Linked DNA regions of Homo sapiens: region 2 is linked to region 1. Evidence: chromatin contacts called from ENCODE Hi-C or POLR2A ChIA-PET data. All regions are on one chromosome and are shown on one strand. Each heading gives the region's core, a stretch centred on a gene start or an enhancer-like site at or near the end of the contact. The rest is flanking DNA. Distances are from core to core; before and after follow the strand shown. Region 1 overlaps TANC2 (tetratricopeptide repeat, ankyrin repeat and coiled-coil containing 2). Region 2 overlaps TANC2 (tetratricopeptide repeat, ankyrin repeat and coiled-coil containing 2).

The links. A loop is a pair of places that touch in the nucleus more often than their neighbours do. ChIA-PET counts read pairs that join two places held with the same protein, here RNA polymerase II (POLR2A). Pooled maps may share reads with other maps.
Region 2: a pooled map shows a loop between it and region 1 (2.3-fold over the local background). The contact joins two enhancer-like sites. A Hi-C loop is called at or near these places in 2 of 50 pooled maps. POLR2A ChIA-PET finds 5 or more read pairs at or near these places in 3 of 52 experiments (AG04449, Panc1 and activated T-cell).

What each region holds. Positions count from the first base shown.
Region 1 is chr17:63,138,911-63,143,991 of GRCh38, reverse strand. The region is part of intron 4 of TANC2 (tetratricopeptide repeat, ankyrin repeat and coiled-coil containing 2); the gene reads right to left. Among named protein-coding and RNA genes, the nearest start is that of TANC2, 180 kb to the right of the region's middle. Within about 2 kb of position 3,596, at least 3 of the 41 ENCODE cell types and tissues checked have a DNase peak (open chromatin) inside an H3K27ac peak, as active enhancers do.
Region 2 is chr17:63,404,316-63,408,832 of GRCh38, reverse strand. TANC2 (tetratricopeptide repeat, ankyrin repeat and coiled-coil containing 2) reads right to left here. Exons shown (of 28, transcript NM_001394998.1): 20 at 3,578-3,711; 21 at 2,556-2,679. The region is part of intron 2 of LOC105371856 (a long non-coding RNA gene); the gene reads left to right. Among named protein-coding and RNA genes, the nearest start is that of CYB561, 40 kb to the left of the region's middle. Within about 2 kb of position 3,004, at least 3 of the 41 ENCODE cell types and tissues checked have a DNase peak (open chromatin) inside an H3K27ac peak, as active enhancers do.

The sequences.
Region 1 (5,081 bases), core at 2,347-4,846:
TTTTAAAGACAGGGTCTCACTATGTTGTTCAGGCTGGTTTCAAACTCCTGGACTCAGGCAATCCTCCTGCCTCAGCCTCCCAAAGTGCCAGGATTACAGGTGAGAGCCCCTGTACCCAGCAAAATGTGAATATTAAATTCTTTTAAAGAAAGTACTTATCACCTAAAGACTTTTATACTAACTCCTAATAATGAAAATAAAACAAAAACTCTAAAGTAACCAGAGCCAAATAACTGAAATGTCATCATTTAAAATCTATAAATAATTCAATAAGGGATGAAATAACTATATACTAATAGTGACACAGCAAATTGTTACAAAGAAATAGCAAAAATAATGGAATTTGAGAAGGTATACTAGCATATTTACCTGCAGGTAACAATTTCAAAACATGTATTATAACAAATATATTAATAAAGTTTTCTACTGATTAAAATAAAGAGGTTGTGATATCAGAGCTAAATGCTTTTCTGTATTTAGTCATTTCTTGTTCAGAAGTTATAGCTGTGAAATATAAATTGATAATTTTATACACAGGCAAATATTGCTAAAAGCTCTAGAATAATTATGACATTCCTATTTAATTTTTCATCTTTATCTCCTTCTTTAAACATTTCATAAAAAATGTGACATAACAAAGGCCCCACTCTCTACTAGAAATGTTACTATGTAATAAATAAGAAAAGAGGCATCATGATAACTTTTTAAGGATTAGCATAATCATCTGAGAGTATTGGGATACTTCACAAACATGAAAACTCAGATGTGTTAAAAATGCAAATTTGGTGCTACATGAAATTTTCACATACAAATAATGACAGTTTAAATGAAAATTATTTTGTTAGAAACCTGCAATAACTATTTGTAAACCAATTCCATAAAACATATGAGCTGTTCCCTTCAATTCAATGAATGCTTCTGTGTTCCTACCATGTGCACAGAGCAGTAAGAAATGCTTCAGGGGATTCAAACATAATTAAGACAGTGTCCAGCCTAAAGGAACTTAATGAGGGGGTAAGACAGAAGAAGAACAGCTATGATACAAACAGGAGAAAGCCAAGTGCCATGAAAATGGGACAAAACATAGGCTACACAATTTAAAGAGAAAAATGTATTGCAGATGCCCCCCAACTCATCGGAGTTTAATATATGTTAATTTTCTATTAACAATTGGAATTATAAGGTGATTTTAAGAAACTCGTTTCAGAAGACCCATTAATTTCACTAATTTATCTTTTTTTAAAGTTTCATGAAAATTTTATGGTTACAACAATTGAAAAATAACTGGAGAAAAACATGCTCACAGCTTATGTCTTTAAAAATTTGGAAAGCACAAATTAAACCCCAAATCAGGCAGAAAAATAAAACCATAAAGATTAAAGCAGAACTCAATGAAACAGCAAATAAACTTATTTGCTTTTCAGAGGAAAATGATGAAACGAGAATTTAATTCTTTGAAAAGATAAACAAAATAGAAAAAACTTACTCTAGACTGACAAAGAGAAACAGCAAAACATGAACTATCAAATTAGGAATAAAAATGGGGCCATCACTATTGACTCTGCAGAAACGTAAAGGACTATAAGGGCATATTAATAACAACTTTAAGCCAACAAATTTGATAACTTAGATGAAATGGGCAAATTCACAGAAAGACACAAATTATCAAAACTCATTCATTAAGACATGGAAAAATCTGAATAGATTTATAACAAGTAAATAAACTGAATTAGTAATTAAACATCTTACCACAAAAAAGCCCAGTCTCAGTTGTCACCACTGGTGAATCCTAACAACTGCCTTAAGAAGAAATAATAGCACTCCTTTACAAACTCCACCAGAAAATTAAGAAAGAAGTTGGGACAGGAGCAAGTGACTTAGAAAATCAAGTTACTTCAGATATATGTGGCTAGACTTTATACCAACAGTGTATAAGAAATCTGTAGCAATGTCTGGCTTATGAATTTAGTTTGTTCTAACTTAGTTCAATCAATTAAAATAAATATCATCACACTTTGCCTTGTTTTAAAAATTAATGATACCATTTTAATGTTTATCAAGTAAAAAAGTTTAAAAACTTTTTCCAACATTACATCTATAGACGGTAGTTTTCTTATAGAGCTTTATACAAACTTTTAATTTTGCTCTGATCTTATTTGGCACTCAAATAAGAATTAAATGTAACAATTTTTTTTAAAATGAGTATTTAAATGGAAGAGAAAACATCCCTAAATTTTGTTTTAGAAAGACTGATGAAATGGGATCATTCTGTTGGGTCTTATAGATGGCCTATTTCTTTTAGTTAGTGATGCAAAACTTCTTGCTAGAGCCCAGTTCTAATGTGAGGTACACAGCTCTAAAAACAATTACCTCACTTTCAAAAAAAGCTATGTAACGACAAATAAAAATACTTTTTTTTTTTTCTTGAGACAGAGTCTCGCTCTGTCACCCAGGCTGAAGTGCAGTGGCACAATCTAGGCTCACTGCAACCTCACCTTCTGGGTTCATGCAATTCTCCCACCTCAGCCTCTGGAGTAGCTGGGATTACAGCTGTGCACCACCATGCCGGGCTAATTTTTTTTTTTTTTTTTTTTTTTTTTTTTTTTTTTTTTAGTAGAAACGGGGTTTTAGCATGTTGGCCAGGCTGGTCTTGAACTCCTGACCTCAAGTGATCCGCAAACACTGGCCTCCCAAAGTGCTGGGATTACAGGCATGAGCCACCACACCCAGCCTATTTTATACTTTTATTTAAATTTTTACCTAAGCTCATTCGACCTTTGTAATTTTTCTATGTAAAATACATTAATCCTGTTTTGCAGATGGGAAAACAGAATCATAAGATCTCTTGTCCAAGATTACAGTAATTAAGTGGTAGATCACAGATTCATATCCTGATATTTTGATTTCAAATATTATAATATTTCATTTATAATACTCTTCCTGGGCAGGCATGGTGGCTTGCGCCTGTAATCCCAGCACTTTGGGAGGCCAAGGCAGGTGAATCACTTGAGGTCAGGAGTTCAAGACCAGCCTGGCCAACATGGCGAAACCCCATCTCTACTAAAACTACAAAAATTAGCCAGGTGTAGTGGTGGTGAGGGCCTGTAGTCCCAGCTACTCGGGAGGCTGCAGCAGCAGAATTGCTAGAACCTGGGAAGCAGAGGATGCAATGAGCCAAGATGGTGCCTCTACACACAGCCTGGGCAACAAAGCGACACTCTGTCTCAAAAACAAAACAAAAAACTGTTTCTCAAGGTATGGGACTGATTTTAGGATGTAAAAGATGATTTAAAATCATCCATAAAAACGGCAGTAAATAGCACTGAATTACATAGCGCAGTGGGCATTACTAGTGCCCACCAATATCCTGGTCTCCATTCCCTTCTAGGCAGAGGGGTGACTACAATTACCAGCTGTTGTGCAGTTTAGAAGACTAGTTTGAGCCAATGAAATAAAAGCAGAAGTGACATAGTCCCTGCATGATTCTACAGTGTATCTCTTCCTCTGACAGAAAAATCATGATGAAAGTCTCACGTTGAGATAGTGAAACTACAAGATTGAAGCAGCAATAAAGGACAGCTGCCCTGGAGAGTTGCCAACATTTGTTGGGTGAATTAGAAACCAACATTTGTTGTATGAATCTGCTGCCATTTTAAAGATGGTTTGTTATGGCAATATAGTTTAGCCTATTCTGACTAATGAAATTGCTACAAAAGTTACTCTTTTCAATTATCTGTCAATCCTTCTGAATCTGTCAAGAAGAAAATTTTAATGTGCGGCTAGTATCAGCTAATCCTCCTTTTTAACAGAGAGAGTTGAGCTTCAGAATCATTTGAAGGTTTAAGTAGCCAGATTAATGTTCTAGTTAATCTTCTAGTTATGTTCATGATATTGATTTTCTAGTTTGACTAGTAGTATAAAGTTTCTTTAAAAGTAAATTATTTAAACAAAAGCATGAAATTCCAAGAAAATATTAGGTTAAACAAAAAGTAGTTATAATCAGGTGGGGCAAAAATCATGAAAATCCTATACCAAATGAATGAAATTAAGAAACAGTGCAGGTACCAACATGTATTTCTTTCTTTCTTGAGATAGGGTCTTGCTCTGTCACCCTGGCTGAAGTGCAGTAGTGTGATCACAGCTCGCTGCAGCCTTGACCTCCTGGGATCAAGTGATCCTCCTACCTCTGCCTCCTGAGTAGCTGGCGTTACAGGCGCATGCCACCACACCCAGCTAATTTATAAAAATGTTTTGTACAGACAGGGTCTCACTATGTTGCCCAGGCTGATCTCAAACTCCTTGCTTCAAGCAATACTCCTCAGCCTCCCAAAGTGCTGGGATTATAGGCATGAACCACCACGCCCAGTGGCCAAACTCTATTTCATCATACACAGTCTCGCTCTTGTTGCCCAGGCTAGAATGCAGTGGTATGATTTTGGCTCACTGTAACCTCCACCTGTCAGGATCAAACAAGTAGCTGGGACTACAGGCCTGTGCCACCAAGCCCGATTAATTTTTTTGTATTTTTAGTAGAGATGAGGTTTTGTCATGTTGGCCAGGATGGTCTGGAATTCCTGAGCTCAAGCAACCACCCACTTCTGCCTCCCATAGTGCTGGGAATACAGGAGTGAGCCACTGCACCCGGCCAAACTCTATTTCAATAGAGCAACTTGACTTAATTCTCCATTTTCTGTCTAGTTTGTGTTGAGTTATAAGCAAAACATTTAGGCAAGTGCATTTAAGTTGGTGTTCAGTATGAAGGACACAAGTGGCATTACAGTCATGACTGGAATACTGGTTAGGTAATAAGAGAATTGGGAGATAACAAGTATAAACAGAGAAAGTAATAAGTTAAAAAAAGACTTCTCATATGAACAGACATAATTATTTGAGCAATCTAGTCATTTGATGAGATAGATAATCAGAGCAGTCTCCTCTTAAAAAATTTTTGCCATCTTTTCAGAAGGGCCAATCCAGTTCTCTATACTTTTAATAGCCTTCAATTCCACGGATGGCATAGTCAGAGGTCAAAAGTGAAGAAAGAGGAAGCACAGACTGAATCTGTGTGTGGTACACACGTG
Region 2 (4,517 bases), core at 1,755-4,254, 270 kb before region 1:
CACCAGGACACTTGGCTGCCCCCTCAGCTGGACAGGATTCGGATGTCAGCTCAAGCTTAGCACCTGCCACAGCAGGCTCAGGGTTTACTCAGCAGTTATCTAGCCTATCACCTTTGCATCTCTGGAGGTCATTAGAGTCTATGGTTTCCCACAGGAGGATGAAAAGCTGGAAGGGACCATCCCTTAATCCTGATGAGAGCCATTTATGTAATGGTATAGTTTGCAATTAAAACACTGACTCTAATATGGAATAAGTTTAAATACGGAACAGAATCCAAGGCGTTTTCTCAGATGCAACATCTATAAATTTCCTGGACAAAGTATCCAGTGGAGGAAAGAGTAGGATAAGAAAGTTTTGGATGTACATTACAGATGAACTGATTTTTCCAAAGATAAGGAAAGAGAAGAAATTAAAAGGAGATACACATGAAACAAATCCATAATATGTTAAATACTTCCAAAATCCAATTTGTAATCTTCCTCTTCTCTCTTTTCTTTCTCATGCAGTTAATGAAATCACAATTCTCCCAAATGTCCGTCTTACAACTCTGGAGTTATCTTTAACTGTTCTATCCTTATTTCCTACATCTAATCAGGCTTCATATCCAAAATACCTCTTGCACATAGCCCTTTTTTGTTCTATGCTGAAAGCTACTGCCCTTGGGTTAGGACCTCATTATGCCTCATATGTTCCATTACGATGGCTTCCTAACTGATCTCCTGGCTCCTTTGTCAAATCTGCTGTTCACATACTGCCAGAGTGATTGTTTTTAAAGCATAACTCTGCCATCAATTCCTTATTTAAAATTTTTAAAGCCTCCCCAGATTCCTTTAGAATTAAGTCCAGATTCTTCTAACTTGGTCCTTTTCCATTTCCACATACCTTTCCAATTTTATTTTCCGTAGTCCCCTTACATTTTACTAGACAGCTTGCATATTTCTCCAAACCTGTCATTCCTCTTTGGCCTTTCATCTATGTTACTTCCTCTCCCTAAATACAAAACATTTTTCCTCTTCGAATTTCAAAGTCTGTCCTAGTCTAACTCAACGGACGCCTGTATCAGAGCACTCAGGATTCTCCGCTTTTTAAGGCATTTATCTTTGTTTCATCTCTTCCCTGCCACATTATAGACCCTTTGAGGGCACAGGTTATAGTGTATTAATTAAAAAAATCAGAACCACTCATAGTTCCTAGTATAGTGTTCTGCTAATAACATAGCCTAAATAAATCTTTGTTGAATTCATTAAGCCTCTAAGTGTGGAAAAAAATGAAACAGTCCAAAGATGAAAATGTCTTCACTGGTAAGGGAGAACAAATACCTGGAATCTATGGCTACGGAGCCTCTACTGGCACATGACAGGTACTTTGCAGCTATCTAAAGGTTATCAGTGGCTCAAGAGTTCCTGCCTCTTTCAGTGGACTTGGTTTGTTCTGGAATATTACTCTGGACACATCTTATCTTGAGAATCTAGGCCCAACCTTCCTCCTCCTTGCTTCCCCAGCAGAATGAAGGGAGAGAGCATGAAGCCAAATTTCTTTGGTAGCTTATATGGGGAAGGCAAGAGCCACTTCGCACCCTGTAAGAGCAACTCTCTGATTCTGACCCAGCCTTGAGTCTGAGTCTGTGGAAAAAAATCTTACTTAAGGGATACAGCTAAAGATCCAGTAAGTCTCTGACTGAGCTGTAGTTTGAAATCTTAGAAGAAACCTAATTTCTTCCTAATTAAACTACCCTCAGCTGCTCTGGCCTAGGCATAATTCTTCAGGAGGTTGGTTTTCTTGAAGGAAAGTACATGTGCTTGTGGATGTAATTACCGACATTTGCGTCCAGTTTACTAATAGTGGAGGCTAACTGGAATGACTGCCTCTGTCTCTTGCTTCAAGTAAATGCTCAAGCTCCACTAGATGGCACTGCAGAGTCACCAGTGATGAGCTTTTTCTACTACAGAGGTCCATCATCAGCAGCCACTGTTATGCACAGGTGATAGAGGTCACAGCAACCAACAGGAGCCTGACGTACTTTATGATGGTGGTGTGATCATCATCTCCTTTAACTTATTTCCCATTCACCAGGAATTTGTGGATGTTGGTAAGTGTCAAAAGGAATTTATTACTACAGGGTAATAATCTTGATCCCCCAAATAGCATCCCAGAGTCAGCAGGGATCTTCACTGGCATTTGCCTCCTTTGAATTCAAGAAAAATATTAGTTGTGCAGGCTTACAAAAGAATTGATAAAGTCAGAACACAATCCCCGGAAGATGAACATTTATTGAGTATATATTTTTAAAAAATCAAAGTTTGGAGACTACTGATCTGAATGAGAATTTAGAATATGTTAATTTCATTTAAATCCCTCAAGTCATAAGGAAATAGAGAGTATCAGAGTTAAAAACATTACACTGAATACAAGAGGGGAGGAGATAGCCTTTCATTTTCCAACCAACTGGATTAATATCTGTTCTTAGCATCTCCTGGGATCCATTGCTGGAAATCATGAGTTCACCAGGTAATTATGGAAACTGGCCAGCCAGCTCTAGCATTCCAAGACTAACCTTGTGCAAGCAGAAAGTCCACGGTTCCTAGATGGCCTTCGGAAGCAGCCATCATCAGGGGAGTGCGGCCCTGCTTGTCTGCCATGTTGACATCAGCTCCATGGGTGAGTAAAAGATCAACAATCTGCAAGTGCAGAGAAACAGGGACCAATTAGCCCAAAGAAGAGCTGCTGAGAAGACACGTGCACACTATCTCTTACTCTGTAGGAATTCCTACTGCTGTACGAGTCACCCATGTATCTTTCCACTTCCCCCATAAGTACCTGTATAGTCCTAGTACCATGTGATTTAATCTCTCTCAGGGACAGTCAAATGAGAAGGATTCAACTCTCAATGTCTGACTCAGCTACTAAGTAAAAAAGAACTTAACAAAGGCCAAGATGTAGGATTAAACAATCCCATAGCGGAAGTTCCAACATAAATCACTCCTTTATTGCCCTCTAGTGGTTGCAAATCTGCCTGTAGTTAATACTTGCAACTGAACTGAACATAATCAAGTGACTCTGGTAACTCTTTAGGGCTGTTTGGCTTCTACAGCCTTTTTTCTATTGAAATACTTCTGAAGATTATTATCAGTGTGCTTTCCTTTCCATCCTAAGTGTATAAATTAACATTTATCCAGAATCCAAACATCTAAAAGGATTGTGTTGTTAGAATTTGCATTCACTGTATTTTCTTTTAGTAAGTCTCAGACATCTGCAAGTAAGTGATTAGCAGAAGTCCGCTGAGAAATGAACCTTCCAAGGAGTCTTTGGATGCTGTGAAATGTGAGAAGGAGGTCACTCTATCACCAGGACATAAGTAGTTAGTCCTTCTATACAATCTGTATCAAGTGATGGTTTTGAATGTTAACTGTCGTATTCTCAATTAACCAGAATACTCATAACAAAGGTCCAAGTCCTCAAACCTGATCACTGCTGGGTAACCCAAACTTTACTTGTGATCATTTTGCTCTGTGCATCAGAAGTCCTCACCTAGAACTCAGTCCTGCCTGAGGGACTGGAAGTGGTCGCCCTGCTTACCTGCCAGTGGCCCTGGCGCACTGTGCTGAATAGTGGCACTGCTCCTCGGCGGTTTGGCTGGGCCACTGCCGCCCCTTGTTCCAAGAGCAAACGGCACACCTCCAGTTTGCCCCTTCCGGCTGCAGCTGTTAGGGCTAAGGGCAGAGAACAAAGATTGAGGATAGGTGGTTCTGGTCCTCTCCAGCGCTCCATGTTAAACGTGACATATCCTTGTGTTTCATTAATGTAATTGCTACTTTACTTCTAAGAATAATGATTTTTGCCACCTTTTCCATAAAGAAAAGTTCTAAAGAAAAATAATGAATAAAGACACATTTAAATTGCCTCACAATATTTGGAGACAATAATAATAAATCTATTGAAAATTCACCTTTAATCAAACTCACTTGGTTTCATTTTTCCTAACCAGACTGTCTTCTCTGCTTTGGTCTACCTCTCCTTTGGTACCTCTTCCTAGCTACAAACTCTGTTAGTCTACGTGTGGGTGGAATCTAAAGACAAGAGTCTTTGCAGAGATAAAAAGTTTTTTTTTTTGTTTTGTTTTAGAATTAGCTGGGAACTACCTCCAGCCAAGCTCTACCCCTGGGCTCTTAAGCCTAGAGAACCAAAGTTAGGAATTGCAGTCCAAGGTCTTGGGCCAGTTTTCATTCTTTTTCTTCATTAGTTGATACAGAAGTTTCTGGTACATTTGCAATCATTTTTTATATAAGGATTTGAATGATTCAAGGTAGCAGTCTTAAAGATGAGAGAAGAGGTATGACAAAGACTATTTTCTTCTGAATATAAAATAATGAAGTCACAGGTAAAAATAGCTACAGTGAGTTTAAGAGACACATTAGGAAAAAAACAGAAACATTCTTCTTTTTGTGCCACTGTCCACTGACAATATGATCTCTGATACAAAGGAGATTTTACGAACGCCTATTTTGTCCTCAGAGTG